Linked DNA regions of Homo sapiens: region 1 is linked to region 2. Evidence: chromatin contacts called from ENCODE Hi-C or POLR2A ChIA-PET data. All regions are on one chromosome and are shown on one strand. Each heading gives the region's core, a stretch centred on a gene start or an enhancer-like site at or near the end of the contact. The rest is flanking DNA. Distances are from core to core; before and after follow the strand shown. Region 1 overlaps NPAS3 (neuronal PAS domain protein 3). Region 2 holds the start of NPAS3 (neuronal PAS domain protein 3).

What was found. A loop is a pair of places that touch in the nucleus more often than their neighbours do. ChIA-PET counts read pairs that join two places held with the same protein, here RNA polymerase II (POLR2A).
Region 1: a map of endothelial cell of umbilical vein shows a loop between it and region 2 (2.7-fold over the local background). The contact joins the enhancer-like site here to the promoter of NPAS3 in region 2. A Hi-C loop is called at or near these places in 1 of 168 maps with a recorded cell type or tissue (endothelial cell of umbilical vein). POLR2A ChIA-PET finds 5 or more read pairs at or near these places in 1 of 52 experiments (SK-N-SH).

The regions. Positions count from the first base shown.
Region 1 is chr14:33,561,564-33,568,044 of GRCh38, forward strand. All of the region lies in intron 5 of NPAS3 (neuronal PAS domain protein 3), which reads left to right. Among named protein-coding and RNA genes, the nearest start is that of SNORA89, 140 kb to the right of the region's middle. RefSeq lists an enhancer at 2,973-3,502. Within about 2 kb of position 3,373, at least 2 of the 41 ENCODE cell types and tissues checked have a DNase peak (open chromatin) inside an H3K27ac peak, as active enhancers do; they include endothelial cell of umbilical vein, where a contact is called at or near this core.
Region 2 is chr14:32,937,298-32,944,695 of GRCh38, forward strand. NPAS3 (neuronal PAS domain protein 3) reads left to right here and starts at 1,582. Exons shown (of 12, transcript NM_001164749.2): 1 at 1,582-2,069. The coding sequence starts at 2,020.

The DNA of each region.
Region 1 (6,481 bases), core at 2,123-4,622, 630 kb after region 2:
GTTTTGTAATAGCCTTTAACAGACTTTAAGCCTTGTCTTAATCTGTCTGGGACCTAGTATTGAGAATCTTCAATTTTGAAATCGGTGAGCCACCATGTCGCGATGTTGTTATTACCATACAGAACTGGAAACACCACTGTTTGTTGTTCTGCAATGCACATATTCATGTTTCATGCAGGGTATCCAGCAAAGTTTAATAAGCCAGTAAAGAAGAAGGGTGAATAATTAGTTTAAGCAGGTAAATGCTAATTAGGGAACTCCTGAAAAGCATCCATTATATACTAGCTCAAAACACATTTTACAGCCCTGCTTAGTGGTGTAATCCAAATTCTGTCAAGGCAACTGCATTTTCTGTAATTGAGATGTGTATGTTTGCTTTGCATAACAGATGGCTCTGTATGCTTAGACTGATAGCTAGGAAAATAATAATTGCATTATTCTGGCCAAAAGAATATTAGCTCTTGGGTTTTGGCCATTTCAGTCAGTCCTCCTGCCAGCACAGCATATGCACATATATGGATCGGATTTTCAAGGAAATTGATGCATCTGGAATAGTGCGGCCATCTGAAATATCATCTGTTCAAGAAAAATTTGGCTTTAACCCTATGCTGGTTTCTCCTTAAAAGTATTTTATTTAGCTGCTTTTCTACTGTATCATTAAGTAAAATCTGAGACAAATAATTGACGCTTCTGTGAAATAAAGCAACTGTGTAGACATGGTACAGTATCTGGCAATTTTTGTGCAGTCAGTCCTTGCTTTTATATATAATGGGTTTTAAAGCACGTACCAGTAGTCGGCATCTTGACTTATCCAGGGGCAGACCCTGGCCAAAATGTGCCATTGCCTTCTTCTCCTGTGGTGGATGTGTTCAGTGTTGGCAGAAACTGTCAAATATGCAGGTAGAGGCTATGAGATAGGAGACATGGGCCTTCATTTGGCAGCACTATACAACTGAATTGATGAGGGGTCAATCAGTAGAAAGTGATTTTTGCATATACCAATTTATGTATTTAAAAGTGATTTTTGCGTATACCAGTTTATGTATTTAGAGTTCAAAACTAAAGCTTAAGTATAGTTCTGCATTAATATGAAAAGAATCTGATAAGAACATGATATATTTTTAAAAGCCCAAAGCATGAGGGAAAAACAAAAAATCTATGCTAAAACTCTGGAAAAGAGTTTTCAACCCAGTTTGAGTCCTAATAGAGAAATAGAGGTCCCCAAGATACAACTCTTTCCAAGTTTCATCAATGCCCTTTTTCAGTTTTAGGGGTTGTGGGGTGATATACAAAGTAAATATACTCTAAGTAAATTAAGCATTTGTTCTTTTATGAGCACACACACACACACACACCCTTAATCAAATGCAAACCAAATGCTCTGCTTGTATGCTACAACTTTGGCTAAGTGGTTATTCTATCAAATTCTAGACAGTGATAAGGAATCTGTAAAGTTATGGACCCTCCTTTCCTTTCCAAATAGTTTTGTTAAATAAAGACAATGTGTAACTCTGTCATCAAAGACTTGTCCAGTGAAATTGTTCAGGAGGACTGTGAGCATGTCAGTTTGTTACAGAGCATAGCTATGTCTGTATTGCTAACTCTCAAGATATCCCTTCCTCAGTTTTATTTTCTTTCAATGTGTACATAAATGTGGTGGCTTTAAAACAGCTTATGCTCAGGATAGAATTAGGATTCTTTTTTGGCTCACAAGAAAACAAGATAGGGAAACTTCTACTGAGCTCTGTTGTGTAGCATGGGGATAGAGACAGCCAGAGCGGATTTTCTCTTTGACTCTCCCTTGGGTGGGACAGCTCCTGGTGTCCAGGGCATGTGCATGCCAGGTATTCTCTTTAAAGTATTCTCATCTTGTTGTAATTATGGGAATGAGTGAATGATGATGATTTCTGAAGCTCCTCAACAGTCCTCTTGACTTTGCCAGATACACATACATACACACACACACACACACACAGAGAGAGAGAGAGAGAGAGAGAGAGAGGAGAGATGTATATATTTAACCTAACAACATCCAAGAACTGGTTTCAGGTTATAGAAGTATGCACTGTTGACTTGCTTTCCTGTGTAAAAATGATGCCCAGTTACTCACCAAGAGGCCTTATCTTAAAGGAAGATTCCCACATACTGATGCTGAGTTTGGCTTGCATAGAGACTGAATAACTTGTTATACCTGATGATGGCATTCAGAGCTGTTCATGACAGCTCTGCTTTCTAGCTATAATGGAACAGGCAGAAGTGAAAATGAATTAAGAAAACAGAATGGGTTCCCTAACACTGAAAATGTAGCAATGATATATAGCCAGCGTTTATGAAATCTCTTCCAAAATGTAAGGGGCTTAATCGCCAAAGAATCCAAAAGAGACTTTACATGATAAATAAAAAGTATTTCTAGTTGATACAGGATTTAAAGCTTAGAGAAATATTTATTTGTTGGCTTATACTCTCCTCTTTCCACAAAGGATTTCAAATAGCTTACATAAACACATATGATAAAAATAATGTCAAAATAGAACTAGGGAATAAGGAAAAGGAGATAAGCAAAAGTAGGTAAACTGTTACCACATAGTAGGAAAACACAACAAAGAGGCTCATAAAAAGACCATTTATTATAAATGGTCTTTATTAAAGTTTCAGATGTAACCATGAGCTTCATGGTAACCAAAGCAAAAAGGGAAATCCAGTAAACCATCAAAAATGAAAAACCATTGTTTCTTAAGGAAGGCAAAGTTTTTCTGGGACTGAAATCTGAAAATCTCACGTAGGATTTTGGAAGAGCTAACCTGTAGATTATGACATTGATTTGCTTCCACTGGAGTCCATATTCACAGCAAGGCTGTCGTGATCTACACAGCAAACACAAAGACCCAAATTACAAATCTCATAAGCAGGCAGAAGCCCATTCCCCGCCAGCCATAGCTGTGCGGAAGACCATCGGAGAGCGATGTTCTGTTCCCGCATCCAGGCCTCACAATAGCATTGGCTAGTTTGGTGGTTTACAGGGTTTCAAACTGGCTTTCCTTCACCCATACTCACATCCTGCATTTTCTTCTAAGCCCTCATGAGAAATTCACATTATCGTTGCCAGAGGCAGAGGACATGAGAGACTCAGTTAACCAGAGAATACAATTGGACTCACATCCTCTGAAAACATTTTTTCTGGAAAGTGAGGTGAGACAGGATAATTCTGATGCACACCTATCCCAGCAAAGTGCATTCAAGTTAATATAGGGTCCTGTTTACAACAAAAATGAGATCTAGAGCAAGCCAGGAAATTTACACATTTGTATGGGGTGATACCATTAGAAAATACCCTACGTGCCAGCTAAAACCTCTCTTGAAATGTGTTCTAATCACCCCCCACTGCCTCCAGTCCCCTCCTGCACATAATGAGTCACTTCCCTTTTTCTCACCAAGTCCTCACCCTTATATAAGGTATTTCCTGACTATTGTAAGCCAGCCAGAAGGTAGCTGCAGACAAGGTTACAAATTGGCTTGATTCAAGGCAGCTTGCTGAAAAGGGCAGGGTGGCTGCAGATTATAATAAGAGTTAATAGAGGTGAAGGTGAAAGGGGGTAAGTGGTTGTTTTAAATTTGGTATTTTTTTTAAGCCATGCAGATATATTTGCCATAAACTCCTTTCCTTATCCTGTTGTTCATCTCCATATTTTAGATTTCTCTGCATTTGTTATATAAAATGGCAAATAAAATTACAGCTACAGCACACAAGTACAAGGTCAAATAAATGACAGAGCTCAGTCTATTTGTGAAGCTATTCTGAAAGGGAACCATGGTGCCAAATGTGGTTTATTTGAATAATAAAGAAGAATTAGATTCCCCTGATAACTTGGCCGAGGGCCAATAAATCACTGGAGGTTAAAGATGCTTTGCAACCGCCATGTCTTTCTTTTGCTTTTCCAAAGTGCAAGGCTCACTCTTCCATTCTGTGTTTTTCAATGCAAATCAAGTTGAGGTTAGTATGTGGCTAATACTCTTACTTCCCTGCTTGTAGAAGATATATATATTTCTTTAGTGGGGTTGAAAAAAAAAAGAAGACATTAGCTTTCCTTGTAAGTTATTATTCTTGTTTGGCATCATGACATCCTAAAGAGCTGGAATATAAAGACAAAAAAGGTATTATTTCAACACAGCAGAGGGATTACAATGATGGAGCCAAGTGTTAGCATTTTTGCAGTTGGTGTTCTAAATGTATTCAATGCTAGGATAACTGGAGTTCTTTTAATAAATGAATGCAAATACTGCTTTATGGCCCCCCTTTTCAAAACGTTTCAAGTAGACATACCTTAATTTTTTTAAAAAAAAGCAGAAAAATATATAATTTTCTGCAGCTTGTGACCACCCCCCTGCCACCCCAACCAGCAAGTCTACATTTGTCTCCTGTACACTAATCATGAAAAGTTCATCACTTCTGGGTGTAACAAAGAAAAATGCCCTTTTGAATGTGGAAGCTCTGAGGGTTTGGAGACTATTGAGAAAATATAAGTATCAAAATAATTCAGAAACAGTACAAGGCACAGTGGCACATTATCAATTTACAACATTTAAATTGATAAATGCTTGGTGGTGAAGGCCTACAAGGGCACTTTGAAAAGCAAATAGCGACCTGGTGAAGAAATTGATTTTTCCCCCCCGAAAATGACTGCATGATGCATCATTTGACTGCATGCTGTCCGAGTGCTTGACAGAGATAATCTCAGCAATCCCACGGGTGACCTTATCGTTCTCACCAGGGCAACTTTGTCTACGTTCTGACTTTGTGCATGTCAAGGTTCCTCCCGGCAGGATCCTTGGGGGAAAAAGTTCCTCTGTTCGATCCAGATATTGAACTGCTCGTTCTTCCCCCCTTTTCCTTCCACCCCACCCTTCCAAATAGGCAAACACGCCTCTTTATTTCATCCATAATTATGAACGAGCCAGGCAGAAGAATACAGCTCTGTGCTCTGTATCTTTGTTGAAGCTCCTAATGCCTTTTAGTTCATAGTTCTTAGGTGATCATCTATATTGGCAGGGATCTTTTCATCAGAAAGAGTAGAAAAAATCCCTAATGTTCTCCTATAATGCATCGCCACCTTGAGCAGAGTGGAAAAACCTTACCAGTTTCTTTCTTCTCTGTAGTTGCAGGGTGTTTTATTTTCCTCCCTCCCCTGTCATCTTTACATAGAACCCTTCTGAAACTGTCTTAAGTCATACATGTCAGTATCTAACAATATTATTCTCTTGCAATCCAGTGATTTAAGGTATTTCTCTTATAACCTTAAAATTATGTAACAATGACATAAGGCCCAGAAAACATGTCACCTGTGCTATTTGGCTTTGAATCCCAGTGGCAGCCTCTTTGCAGAGATTTGATAGAATCCACAGGGCTTCTTCAGGACCGTTGGTGTTTGGAAAGTATTTTTCTTCCACAGGGTAATAATCGACAATTTTTTTACGCCTAGAATTTTTCTGTTGATATGTATGGATGTGTGGATGTGTATGTCTGTTGATCAGTAATCTTCCTGCCACACAGCTTGTCGTTGATAATTACAATTCTTGATTAGCCACTTCTTGAAAGCAGCAAATACCCTGCCTGGTGTGGCACCCTGAAGCTTCAGTCCCCACTGCCTCTGACACCCTCAGTTCACCATATTCAACCCCTTTTACCTCCTTCTTTCATCCACAACATTAATTCTGAGTGAACAAGACGTGCTTCCTTGCTTTTGACAAGATTTGCTGCAGTCTCATGCGACAAAAACCCAACACTCATTCCAGATTCAGAAAGTAGGATTTATAACAGCATTTTAATTTAATGTTGGATGTCGAACATATAAAGAGATCACAGTAGTACTAGAGCTGAAAATTGATGCCTTTTTTATTAGTGTCCTCTCAGAAGTGGGTGAGACGCTGTTTGTGCAATGGAGCACAGAGCAGCACAGTCAGATGAATGAGGATATGCTATCTGCAAGGAATCATATTTCAAGCCACTGTCGGCCTCTATTGATGTGCTCAGAGTTGAAAGGTTATGCTAGTAAATGCCATCCGAATTTCCAGCATTAGAAATCGGTAGAATAATCTGCTGGCTGTCACTCTATGCTTAGCCTGAATGCACTGCGTGGGGATGTTTTACTTATTTTAACTCCAAATTAATTTCTTATTACAGGTGCATTTCTTTCTCTCCTCATGCTTTCATCAGTGCCCAAATGGGACTGATTTTTAACAGGTCTTCAGAGTAGACCACTATCTGTGAAAGAGAATGAAAGAAATGTGCGTCATCATACGTGAGAATCATGTTATTCTTATTTGTTCCTTTGAACATATTTTTCCAGACAGTGAGGCTAAAACACAGGAAGTTTGTGCACAGCGAGCTGTTCTTGTTAGACTGAATCATAGAATCTCAGGATAATTCAAGATAAGCTTACCATTTTCAAATGTATGAATCGAAAACCTACATTGCTTCTTAATT
Region 2 (7,398 bases), core at 332-2,831:
TACCAAAAAATTATTTTTAAGTACTTTTGAGGAGTCCGCCGCGGGAGTGACAGGAGTGGGGGGTTTTTCAAGCAAAGAGTGGCCTCTTGGGAGACTACAAGCTTCTCTCATTTGTCATCTTCGGGCAGAAACCCCCTAGACTGGGTGTCCTGGAGCCAAAACTTTGAACTGGCAACTTTTTCCCTTCTCTGCCAGCCCATGTATATCTTGTCCATAACACTCTCCACTCCAGTTCATTTCTCATTCTCTCCTACCTGTAGAGTGTACTCCAAAGAGAACTTAAACACCATCATGCAGATTAAACACCTCTACCACGAAAAACATTTATGTGTTCCTTTGGAAGTTTCCAACTCCCAGCCCTACTTTACTGGAGTCGTAGAGACCGAATGGAGGACCCCTTTTCAGGTCTTTATTTTTTTCTTAAGCTTAAAGTCAAATGCAGAACCTCACACAGGACTGATGTTTTCCATCAGGCGCTTTCATTCATTCAAAGTGGAAATGCTTTGGGAGTCCTTTCTACTTGCCTGGTTGACACATGACTGACCCAAGTCTCTGCGTAAAAAGCTGTCCACACGCTTCTGATTGGTTTAGTGGAGAAAACGCTCTGACCAGGGTCTACCCAGGTAACAGGATTCTAGCCCGGGCCCTGCACTGAGTAGCCAGCCTTTCTCTAGGCCTTGCTGAACTGTCAAACCGGGGTGCGGCTGGGCTAGATCCCAGAGGGTGGCAGTCCGGTCCCAAGTCCCGGGACCCGAGTCGGGAGGGGCTTCTGTATGTGAGTTTAAACGCGCGGGGATTCACCTGTGAACCCTGGGGTCTGCACTCCTGTACGTCCGTGACTGATGCAGATGCTCCGGCTTTGGGAACGCTGCTGAGAGCGCCAGAGCCACAAGGTGCTTGTGCTGCTGCTGCACCGCCCACGGGGCTCTTGGGCCCATCTGCTTGGGCCAGCGCACCCCCCATCCGTATTGATTTCCGCTGCCCCCAAGGAGCTCCCGGGACTGTGTCCTGCCCCAGCTCGCTCCTGTGGCCTCCCAGTTCCTTTTTCTGTTTCTTTCTTTCCTCCTGGCTGCAATACTCCAGAGAAGGGAAGTGTTTGAAACTGCAACTGAGTGGCGTTGTTGCGCCGGCAGCCGAGCCTCCCAGTCCCCCAACGAGAAAGAGAGAGAGAGAGAGAGAGAGAGAAATTGAGAGAGAGAGAGAGAGAGAGAGAGAGAGAGAGAGAGAAGGGGGGGGAGGTGTGTGTCTGCGTACGAGAGAGCGCTCTGGAGCAAAGCAGCTGGAAAATGCCCAGAAATACTTTCACAGCGGTCAAGCTGGAACCCCCCGCGTGTCCTCCCCCTTCCCGCTCCTCCCGGCCTAGACCCCGCGCCCCCCGCAGGGAGGGTGTGCGCCCCACCTGCCACCGGGCTGCTCCGGGTGGTAGAAAGGGGTGACGGGGGACGGGGGCGGGGGCGGGTGGCGGCGCGGGGGTGAGAACCCGGAGGCGGCGGGGCCCTGGGCCGGGCTGCCCGCGGGACCGCGCGGCCGCCTCCCCCCGCCGCCGCCGCCGCCTCCCCCTCCTCCTCCTCCGCCGCCGCCGCCGGTCGCCTGTCTCCGCGCCGGGCATGCCTCGGGAGCCGGGGCGGCCCGGGCCGCGGGCGCTCTGCGGCGCATGGACGGCGGCGGCGCCGGGCGAGCAGCGGGAGGAGAAGGCGCAGGCGGCGGCGGAAGCGGCGACCCACGGCTGGGAGCACCGGCGGCGCGAGGGGACGGCCGGCCGCCCGCGAGGCTCCGGCCCCACTACTTTTCCGTAGCCTCCCCACCTCAGCAGCACGGCCGCCGCCGCCGCCGCCGCCGCCGCCACGGCCACGGCCACGGCCCCGGCCCCGGCCACCGCCCGCCGGGCAGCCCAGAGCGCCGCGCACGGCCGCACTCTCCCGCCACCCCACGCACACGCACACCCCCGCCCGCCCACGCCCCCCACCCGGGAGGGGGGAGAGAGGCAAAAAGTAAGAGAGGAAAAAAAATAGCAGGAAGATGGCGCCCACCAAGCCCAGCTTTCAGCAGGATCCTTCCAGGCGAGAACGGTAACACTTTTCTGTTTATTGAACCTGCCGCCGGGCCGCTGCTCCCGCCGCCGCCGCCTCCGCCGCCGAGGGCCCCTCTCCGCAGCCCGCCCGCCTCCTGGGCCGCGAGCCCGCGGGGACCTCGTCTGGGCGCAGCGCTCGCCCGGGGCCCCGCGCATTGTCCCCGCGGCGGCTGCGGCAGCGAGAGGCTCTGGCGGCGGCCGGGCTCTCTGAGCAGTCGCACCTCCTCGGCTCGGCGAATAGAGTGACTCACTGACAAAAAAAAAAAAAAAAAGAAGAAAGAAACAGAAAAGAGAAAAAGAAAAAGAAACAAACAGATGCGAAGGCGCTGCCGTGTGACGGGAGCAGCAGCGAGGGTGGGGGGCCGGGGATCCCCGGGGCCGCCGCAGGTCCCCTAGCAGCTGCTCTCGAGGAAGGGAATGAGGCTGGGGAGGGGGAGGGAAGGCGGCGAGCAGGGGGAGGAGGCGAGGAGCAGGAGGAGGAGGCCGGGGGCGGGGAGCGCGGAGCTCGCGCCAGGCCCGGAATGTGTCGCGGAGGGGCCGGCTCCGTCTCCGCGCGAGCAGCTAGGCCGGGCCGAGCCCAGAGGAGCGCGGCCGCCGCCTCCCTGCCTCCCGGGCTGCGCCCTCCGCTCGGCAACTTGTGGGTCTCCCGCTCTGCCCTCCGCTCTCATCTTCCCCTCCTCTCCATACCCCTCCCAAAGGAAAAAGAAAAATAAAGAAGAAAACCCTCAAATCCAAATAAGCAAACAAACAGCGAGATCCAAAATGTGTCAGCAGTTGGAGCATCTATGCCCCGTTAGTTACTGTTTGGGGATCTGTGTTTTAAAAAGTTCCTGGTGAGAATTGCATATCCAAGCAAGGGGCTCAGTCGAGCATGTCTATTTGAAGTTAGTTAAACTAGTACAGCCACAGGGAAAGGGAGTTTGTGTTCAAAATACCCGTAACTGTTCTACGTGAGTAGCATTGATAGATTTTCAGAGTAACTCAGCACCCCCTCCCCATCACCACCAACGTGGTTTTCCCTCCTGCTGTCCACCCAGCCTACTTTCTTTGGAATCCTATTTACTATTAATTGGCAACGTTAATGACATTAATTGCATATAGCATATTGGTTTGAGCAAAGTGGATATCTCTTTCTGTCTCCGAAGAGGAAAGGCGCAGTAGGAAGTATGAAACGTCACCCACTGATTCATGAGGAAAACAAATACAGTAAGATATATGCACCCCCACCCGCAGCAGGCGCGTTGATTTTCCTCACAGGCTTAAGTGAACTTGAAAAGAAGACAAAGGATGTGCTTAGTTGCAAGATTTAATTATTATAACATAGTTTTATTTTTGATGCAACATAATATTTAACCTATAGCTTACATCAGAAGACGATAAGGGGATATTCAGACATCCATTCATTTAAAAGGCTTCTATTGTACTGTTGCTTATTTCTTTCATACGATAGGGAAGGCACAATTGTCAGGATTAAGGAAATACTTTTGTTAAGTAGATACATAATTGACTAATTCTGAACTCTAGATGATTCTGTAAACATCATATATCAGAGAGTAAATCATACATAATCCAGTTTTTAAAGATGTTAAATGTGTATAGCATTAACTATTGCTCCCAAACTGTAGAAAATCTGACAACTCATACAGCTAAAATGAGTATTTACTTCTTAAGAAGTATCAGTGTTTCATGAAGAATTCACACTTTACTCTTGTAGTAGAAAAAATAATTTCTCAGAGCATTGTGCAAGGATTTTAAAAATTATTTTTTATCTAACATGAAGATGAATACTTTTTGAAATCTGAGGTTTATAATTGGTTTTCTTCCCCCTCCCCTCCCCTCCCCTTCCCTCCTCCCTCCCTCCCTTCCCCTCCTCCCTCCTTTCCCCTCCTCCCTCCTTCCCCTCCCCTCCTCCCTCCCTCCCTCCCTCCCTCCCTCCCTCCCTCCTTCCTTCCTTCCTTCCTTCCTTCCTTCCTTCCTTCCTTCTTCCCAGTTCTGTTGTTAATAAATATGTTTACTGGGATGGCCCCAGTAATCTCTCTAGCAAAGGCCTATTCGTGTGCCATTTTAGGAATTTCTCTGAGATAAGAATCTCGGAGATAGAATTAATTTCTAGGGGAAACTTCATAGCCTGTGCATGAGTGCGTTCTTTATCACCTGTCTCCATTTGGCATTCGAAGAAGGTAAATCAAAGTGTGCGATTTGTTATTCTGCTCCACTTGAGAGCTGAACTAAATAACACTTGGTCTGAAATTCTGATTGAAGTTGTAGGAGGATATACTGTATTTAATTTAATGCCCTTTAATAGCATCTTCTTGTTCAGCTTGGATGCTGTCATTTTAAAGGTTGGATCTGAGAAGGTTTAACCTGTATGGAGAAGGAGGAGTAATAACAGCGGGGTGGGGGCAGGAGCACTGTGGAAGATAGGAAGGAAGGAGTTATAAACTAAACCTTTCAAAAGGCAACAACCGCAAACTTGGTCCCTTATCCAAACAGTTGTTTTATGCCCCAAGGGTTCACTTTGTTGTCAGGGTTTTAAATGCTCTTAACACTTTAAGTGTAAACATTACACATGTAAGTTGATTTGGCTTTGTAATGAGAAATGGGAAATCAGATGATTTGTTTAGGAGGGGGCTGTTTTTCATACTTGCTTCAAGTAAGTGAGTAATTCCACCTTTATTTGCACATTGTGCCTAGAACTTGTTGGTTAACAAGTATTTCCTTGTAGCAGTTGAACACAAATATGTTTATAAAAGATGACTTTCTGTGGATATGTTTTAAATGGTATCCTCCTATTTATTTAAAAAAATGTTTTCAAAATCATTGATTTCACAGAGGCATTTATGGACAGTTTATTCTTTACTGCTTTTCAAATATATTAGTAATCTGAAACTTACAGAGAAAAATATATCTTTTGAATTGTCTCATTTATTTATGAAATGTCTAACCTGTGTATAGTAATACAGTACCAAAGTCATTTCCTTATAGTAATGTTTATAATGTAAATTTCAGAAAAATAAGCTCGTTCTTGATAATGTCTTTGGTTACTATTTAGTGCTCCTTACATTTCTCTGAATTACATATACAGAAAGTGTCTCTTTAGAGCCTGAAAGAACAAGTTGAAAACCTTGTGTACATAAACTTGTTTGATTTTCTTTAAACGCCAATAGACTGCAAATTATATAGCACTACCACAAAGTTTTTCTACTATGTGGATGTATAACCAAAAAAATTAGACAGAGAGAAGTGTCAAGCATGTGATATGCCCATGCTGATTTGCAAAGCGTATCCCAGTAGCACAAGGCTTTTGGTTTAAAAAGTAAAGGTGGTGGAGACTGGTTTTTGGAGGTATTTCTATCTACAGTATAAGCTTAAATAGGGGTGATAAATGATTATATGCATTGTCTAACACTTGCTTATATATATAAATAGCTCCACAAGATTGCTTAAATGATAATCGAAAATATGAAATAGGATGGCCTTCATATCACAAGGCCAAGGGTCTACAAATGGAAAAACTGAAATAATGAAATATTTCCAAGGCAACAGACTGTCAACAAGAACTGTAATGCATGGGCATATCATGATCCACCAGAGAGGATATTAGATCGTATAGCTCCAGAGCCAGGAGTTATAATGACCTTTATTATGTAAGACCCTCCCTCATTACAACATCTTTTCAGATTTCCAATTTCTGATTTATGAATTGAAAGACATATAACTACTCCACATGTGCAATATGCCAATCACTAGATTTGATTCCTTACAGTGAGCAAATGAGCAAACTTGAATTCAACATTATTCGATACTTTTTTTTTTTTAAAGTTACATGAGGTGTTTTCACCTAGTAGTGTTATTAGTAAGGTTTTGGTTTCTGTGTCTTTATATAGTCTTAAAAATATGGCTAAAAGTGATGTGTAATTAATATCTCAGCAATCAATTGGTAAGACTTATACTGTACTTCAAATATAATCCAGAAATTGGAGCAGTTTGATAATTTTAGTCATATGAATTTTGATCTTCCCCTGTAATTCTTCTACCCAATGGCTGGCCCTATACTATAATATAGCTATTTTATGAGAAGGCCAGAATACTTATGAACCACCTTACTCCTCTTCCCTGCCCCAGATCCTGGTCTGGGATTCAGTGCTATGTTACAATTGTGTCTGTTTGAAGTAGGACCTGCTGCTAGGATCCCCTGCTCTGTGGTGAGGTTTTCTATGGCTTCTGTAAAGCAACACTTTTGGGGAAGCATTATTTATTTTCTTAAGCAGTAGGTCTTCATATTTGGGGATTTCTTTTTTGTTTCTTTATTTCTTTTCTTTTTCTTTTTTTTTTTTTTTTTAGACAGAGTCTTGCTCTGTTGCCCAGGCATGCTGGAGTGCAGTGGCACAATCTCAGCTCACTGCAACCTCTGCCTTCAAATGATTCTCCTGTCTCAGCCTTCCAAATAGCTGGGACTACAGGCACATGCCAATACGCCCAGCTAATTTTTGTATTTTTAGTAGAGATAGGGGTTTCACCATGTTGGCCAGGCTGGTCTCAAACTCCTGACCTCAGGTGATCTGCCTGCCTCAGCCTCCCAAAGTGCTGGGATTACAGGCGTGAGCCACTGTGCCTGGCCTTTATTTGGGGATATTTATGGAGAATATATTACAAAAGTTTCAAAATCCTTTTAATGCTTTCCTCTACTAACTTCCTTAAGTGCTTTACTATTAATAATGACCCTAATGTAACCTTAATCTGTTTTTGTTTTTCTACAATTCTAGTAAACCTATGTCTTATGCAAAATGTCACTAAATTTAAAGAAAATTAACACTCATGAAAGCAGAGGTAGCTCCTGCCACCTCCATGCTATGTTTACACAGTCACTTTTTCTGCGTATAACATTTAATCATTCTAATTGATTTTTTAAAGTTCTGCATTGTATTTGGGCTACAGTCTAACTTCAGGTGTTTTATAGACGTGTCTTTAATTGCTTAGGATGAATAAGGCTGAAACTTAGTAAATAAGTTAGTATGTTAAATTTTACTTGATTAAATATTATTCTTTAAATTTTAAATGCTATCAAAATTGCACATAATGGAATATGTGAAACTTTAAATATATCTATGATTAGTAAGAACTAGAATTTATCAGAAAATCCAATTGTTTGCATTCGGTGATGTTAGTATTTTCCCAGTAAATAGTGGCCTTTTTTCCCCCCTCATTGGTCAGTGTAATAAACCAACTGTAACTGAATGGTATTTTTACTGCGCTGAGCCTCATTAGTGTGAATAGGATGTTTGCACTATTAAGTTTGATAGAATAGTTAGAAGAATGTGTAGTAA